2 separate regions of the Homo sapiens genome follow, and region 1 is linked to region 2. The links are chromatin loops, found by intact Hi-C in ENCODE. Cell type or tissue: mammary epithelial cell. All regions are shown on one strand. Links, peaks and the distances in the headings refer to the core of each region. The heading gives the core; the rest is flanking DNA.

Region 1 (2,895 bases), core at 119-2,618, 92 kb before region 2:
GGGCCTGGCCAAGACCCCCTTCACTAGCCCGCTGCCTCGGTTTCCCCACGAGGTGGATGAACTTGGGACCACACTGGTGGGTGGGACAGAGGGATTCAGAGCGTGCCCACAGGTGGGGACTGCCACGGGAGAGACCACACACACGCTGGAGTAGGGTTTAAAAAGGGGCTTGTTTAATTAATTAAATACAAGGATGAGGCCAGGCAGGGCGGGGGAGGGGCGCCACCCACGGAAAGCACACGCCTCTCGGAGCCGCCTCCCCTGCAAACGGCTGGAACCAGGTCCCAGTGATCAGCGACTCCTGGGAGAGTGGAGGGGTGGGCGCAGGTCTCTCCAAGCCCCTGGACACTGGAGAGGGGCCCAGTTATAGAGTTCTGGAACCCACAGCCCTACCTACCCCTGCTCCAGACAGGCCCCTGCCAGGGCTGGGGCCAACCAAGACTCACAAAGGAAAACGGGGCCCCAGTCCCCCACCCACCCCCACAGACTAAGGCATCTCACTAGCGCTGCCAGAAGAGGGTTTGAGGCTAGGGACAGAGAACACAGAGAGCCGAGGGCTGGATGGGGCAGGACCCTCCGAGCCCAGCTCCAGAAGGGCGTCCCCTGCCTCCCTCCCCCCAGGATCCCAGGCACCCATCCCTGGATCCTGCCAGGCCGGGGCTGGGTCCAGGTGCACACCAGTGCCATCCAAAGCCCCCCTGTCCCCAAGCGAGAGGCAGGACGGTTCTGGAACAAAAGGGGGTACCAAAAACCTCCTGCAGCCAACAGTGGGGGGATCCACCTTTCTGGGTCTGACATGGAACCGGGGACCCTTCTCATTCCAGGCTGGGGGTCCTCAATACCCCCCCCAAGAGGAAATGCAACCCAGGCCACAGCAGGACGACCGCTGACAAGGACACAAAGGTGGCCCCCGAGGAACAAGTCCCCACCCCACCCAAGTTCAGCTCAGAGACCCCCCACACACACTCACACCCCCTGAGGATGCCGGACCACCCATGGGGGCCCAGAAAAAAAGGAATCCGTGCCTGAAAAAATATTCTACCCGGTGCAAAAAAAACGAGCTACCCCAGGAGGCTGCACAGCCAGCCCTCTGCTTCCAGTCCACGAGGCAAGACCTCAACCACGGGCCAGGACCCACCTCTTCCAAGCACCCAGGAGAAGGAGGGGAGGCCAGGGAAGCAGGGCCGGGCCAGGCTGCAGCCCAGGCCCGGAAGAGCCTGCAACCCCGGCGGGCATGGGCTCCACGGCCCCACCTGCAGGCCAGGGAGGGCAGCGCAGCCCAACAGCCGCAGTCGTCGTTAAGGGAGAGTTGATTGTCACGTGATACCGCAACGGCCAAAGTCAGCAAGGCAGGGACTGGAGGCCCAAGCCCGGTGCCAGCCTCCCCTGCAGCCTCTCTCACCCACCCACCCAGAGAGGGCGAGCTAGGGCCCCCACACCCGAGGACAGAGGAAAATAAATAAGCCAGGATTCCCTCCCGACCCCACTGAGTCAAATGTTCTTTGGAAGAACCCAGAGGTCCCCTCCCTCCCCATCCCAGGTCTCAGAAGCAACACCTGGAGCCCCTCCGGGCATCCTAACGCTGCCCCACTCCTGGCTCTACCCCCGAGGTCTGGGGGGCCAGGCAGCCCCTACCGTGGGCAGAACTTGTGGACACCTGAGATTGAGTACCCGAATGGGGGGTGGCTGGGCTGCACCCCCATTTCCCTGAACTACTCCCATGGCTTTCGGTGGGGTGGGGGTGGGGTGGGGAGAGGCAGGGGCCGTGTCAACCCCCGACTCCTCTATGGCTGTCTGAACACTTCATCCCAATCTGCAGGGATGGGGCAGGGGGTGCTTTCCCCGGGCCGGCTCCCAGAAGTCCACTCCACCCCCCCAAACCCCACCCCGGGAGGGGGGCAGCAGGGGGTGGTGGAGAGGAGAGGGGAGGACCTCCTAGCTGCCCTGGGGGGGCCCCGTTGCACAGATGGGAAGAAAGTTAGTATCATGGCTATTTACAGACACAAGCCCCCGTCACCCATCCTGAGAGCCACCTCTGAGGTCAGGCAGACCCAGGTCCAGTCTCAGGCCCCCTCCTCACTCTCTGGAGGGGGGCAGGGGTGTCTTCAGGGTTTGCCCACGGCTGGAAGGGGCCCAGGCTCCCCGTGGGTCCTCACTACACCCCTGGATGGCAGAAGCATCCTGGCGGTCAGGGTGGGCTGCACGAGGGCCCTACAGGCCTGCGGGGGCTGGGCTGGGCGCGGGGCTGGGCGCAGGGCTCCCGGCCAGGCTGCAGGGCAGCGAGTCGCTGGGGGAGGTACTGCGGGCACCAGGGCGCCGGAGCAGGTCCGGGTGGAAGCCGGGGTGGCGGCGGGCGTGCTTGGCCAGGTGGTCACTGCGGGTGAAGCGCTTGGAGCACAGAGGGCAGGAGAAGCGCTTCTCGCCCGTGTGCGTCCGGTGGTGGCGGGCCAGCTCGTCGGAGCGGGCGAACTTCTTGTCGCAGCCCTGCCAGTCACAAGCAAAAGGGCGTTCCCCTGGACGGAGAGACAGAGACAGACAGCGGGTCAGCGGGGGCGGGGGGAGATGACAGACACGTTCCAGCAGATCCCAAAGGGTGGCGGGCATTTGTCCCGTGCCGTTTTAGAGGCTGAGCTCTGGTGTGAGTTCAAAACATGGAGAAGCACAAAGAATACAACCCTTACCCGCCCCCCGGTGGCCCAACACGAGACCCTAATAAATAATCCTCTTATTTCCTACCAGCTCTTAGAAAGGACTCTCCGGCGAGCCCAGAATCTGTTAACCGTAAGTAACCGCCGCAGACCCCCAAGGCTGAAGCTCCCCAGGCCCTCGCAGCCTCTGGCCCCAGGCGGGACCCTGGCAGGGATTAGCAAAGGCCTCCCAGTGTCTGTCCCAGGC
Region 2 (2,895 bases), core at 104-2,603:
CTGTCCGGGAGCTTGACTGGCCTGGCTGGGTGGGGGGGGGTACCCCTTTGTGCTACCTCAGCGAGGGCTCAAAGTGAGGGTCTGGGACCACCAGAACGGTGTATTCAATGCACTGCGGGCAGCCCTGCAGCGGGCAGGGATTGAGTGAGGGGTGGGGCCTGCCTGGCTCCTGGCAAGCACCCGTCTGGCGGGCGGGGCCCAGTGAGCCTCCTCCCTTTGCCGGGTCCTCCTGTAGTGGGGCAGGAACCTCTAGCATCCCACCCTTGCTGCCCTTTTTCTGCCCCGCTCACCACCCACATCAACTTGTCACCAGCAAGGGCATGGGACAAAGCAGGACATGCCCCGGGTGGCCAGCGTGAGCTAGCTGTGCCCAGGAGCATTGCCCATGCTGTCCCCCAGGCACTGTCCTGAAGCCCTGCTGGGTTCTGAGTCCTCCAGGCTCCGCGGCCCCTTCTCGCCCTGCCCAGAGTCTCTGGCCACCACCGCTGCTTGGGGCCCTGCACCAGCCTGTGCGCCCGCAAGGTTGCCAGGGCCCCTCTGCAGGTGCAGCGTGAGCTGTGTCCTGGGCCCACAGGGGAGCCGCTTCTCAGACCCCCGGGCTGGCCCCAGGCTCCCCCGGCAGCACTCAGGCGGCCCTGGCCCCCGGTGCGGCTGACTGTTCGGGGCACGCGTCTGAGGTGTGGGGATCATCTCCCCCTTGCTCAGAGCCCCCAACGTGTCCCCTGCACAGGGAATCGGGGCAGCCCCCTGCCAGCCCTGCCCAGGGATCCCTCCTGTCACCCTCAGGCGTGCTCCTGGGTGGCCCAGCGGCCTCCCTGCACCGTGAGGCCCGAGACAGTTTCGCGTGACATCATGTTGAAAACAGCCAGCTCTGGCCGGGCGCGGGGGCTCCCACCTGTCATCCCAGCACTTTGGGAGGCCGAGGTGGGCGGATCACCTGAGGTCAGGAGTTCAAGACTAGTCTGGCCAACATGGCAAAACCCCATCTCCACTAAAAATACAAAAATTAGCCGGGCGTGGTGGCGTGCGCCCATAATCCCAGCTACTCGAGAGGCTGAGGCAGGAGAATCACTTGAACCCGGGAGGTGGAGGTTTTAGTGAGCCAGGATCGCGCCACTGCACTCCAGCCTGGGCAACAGAGCGAGACTCCGTCTCAAAAAAAAAAAAAAAAAAAGCTGGTTCTCCCTTGATGCGCATCTGCTGAACTTCTGGGGCACGCTGGGGTAGAGCAGTGGGTCCCTCCCTGGAGAGGCCATGGGGTGAGGACCGAAGCTGTGGGTGCCAAGTGGGGCAGGCAGCCCAGTGGAGTGGGGCAAGAGACTCTGGTCTGGCCGGCCTGACCCGTGGGGTATGACTCTTGTTACGGCAGATTCCATCTAGGAGCGGAGGCCACGCGTATGTTCCCGGGAGAGGTGGGAAGTGCATCCCGTGGCCTATCCCGGGGAGGTCACTCCCATTCCATACCTGCAGGGGGAGCTAGCTGCCTCACGTCTGTGTCTCAGGCCGCGCAGAGGAGGGGGCGCAGGTGAGGGCAGCGGGAAGAAAGACTGCAAGAGGCTCGGGGGTCACGGGCCAGGGCTGGCCCATCACTATTTATTCGTTTATTTATTTATTTATTTATTTTTTATTTATTTATTTTTTTTAAGATGGAGTCTTGCACTGTTGCCCAGGCTGGAGTGCAGTGGCCCGATCTCAGCTCACTGCAAGCTCCGCCTCTTGGGTTCACGCCATTCTCCTGCCTCAGCTTCCCGAGTAGCTGGGACTACAGGCGACCGCCACCACGCCTGGCTAGTTTTTTGTACTTTTAGTAGAGACGGGGTTTCACCGTGTTAGCCAGGATGGTCTCGATCTCCTGACCTCGTGATCTGCCCGCCTCGGCCTCCCAAAGTGCTGGGATTACAGGCGTGAGCCACCGCGCCCGGCTATTTATTTATTTATTTATTATTATTATTATTATTTTCTTTGAGATGGAGTCTCGCTCTGTTGCCCAGGCTAGAGTGCAGTGGCGCAATCTTGGCTCACTGCAAGCTCCGCCTCCCGGGTTCACGCCATTCTCCTGCCTCAGCCTCTCCAGCAGCTGGGACTACAGGTACATGCCATCACGCCTGGCTAATTTTTGTATTTTTAGTACAGACGGGGTTTCACTGTGTTAGCCAGGATGGTCTCCATCTCCTGACCTTGTGATCTGCCCGCCTCGGCCTCTCAAAGTGCTGGGATTACAGGCATGAGCCACTGTGCCCGGCCTATTCATTTATTTATTTAGAGACAGAGTCTCGCTCTGTTGTCCATGTTGGCCAAGCTGGTCTTGAACTCCTGACCTCAGGTGATCCACCTGCTTCAGCCTCCCTCATAGCTGGGATTACAGGCGTGAGCCACCGTGCCCGGCCCTATCGCTATTTAAAAGGCAGAGAAAATCTTAGAGGTTTTTTTATTGTCACCAGCGGTGTTTCGTTGATGCGTAATTGCCTTTGGAGGCTTGAAAAAAGTTGTGCTTAAAGGTAATCCCTCAATTATCTGGAAACTTCCACCCTCCAGAGTGAGGCACCCCAAGTCCTGGTCTGGATTCGTGGACAGAGTCCCTGCCTGTGAGGCCTGATGGCCAGTCCTCTCGCCTTGGCCGTGGTGCTTCAGGCCCTGTTGCAGGTGGGACCCGCCCTCCTTAGGGACCTTGTTTCCCAGGTGATGCTCATGTAATCTGCGGTGACCTCTGCCCCTTCCCATCTGACCTCTGTCCCCAGGAAAGATGGCAGGCGTGCGAGGGCTCATCCTGTCCGCGGCAGTTGTGCCCCTCGGGCTTCTGCTCCAGTGGTCCTGGGGCAGGGCAGCTGGCGCTGATGCCCAGGCTCTGCCTGGGGACAGTTCCCAGGACGGGAGCCTGAGGGCAGCGCACGGGAC

What was found. Peaks named below come from ENCODE experiments on the same cell type or tissue, not always from the same donor. Only the 100,000 strongest peaks of a DNase experiment are listed, where the experiment ranks them.
Region 1: a loop joins it to region 2, with 2.1 times the contacts of the local background. A loop is called at or near these places in 26 of 110 quality-filtered maps.

The regions. Positions count from the first base shown.
Region 1 is chr19:1,852,248-1,855,142 of GRCh38, forward strand. KLF16 (KLF transcription factor 16) reads right to left here. Exons shown (of 2, transcript NM_031918.4): 2 at 152-2,513. The coding sequence ends at 2,212. Among named protein-coding and RNA genes, the nearest start is that of REXO1, 5.2 kb to the left of the region's middle. RefSeq lists enhancers at 1,694-2,250, 2,251-2,808, 2,809-2,895. In mammary epithelial cell, for the core only: a CTCF peak has its summit at 1,257 (motif pointing left); a DNase peak (open chromatin) is centred at 1,264; H3K4me3 peaks cover 743 bases; H3K27ac peaks cover 510 bases.
Region 2 is chr19:1,944,667-1,947,561 of GRCh38, forward strand. All of the region lies in intron 1 of CSNK1G2 (casein kinase 1 gamma 2), which reads left to right. Among named protein-coding and RNA genes, the nearest start is that of CSNK1G2, 4.9 kb to the left of the region's middle. RefSeq lists an enhancer at 2,333-2,895. In mammary epithelial cell, for the core only: a CTCF peak has its summit at 1,456 (motif pointing right); no DNase peak of the experiment used is centred there.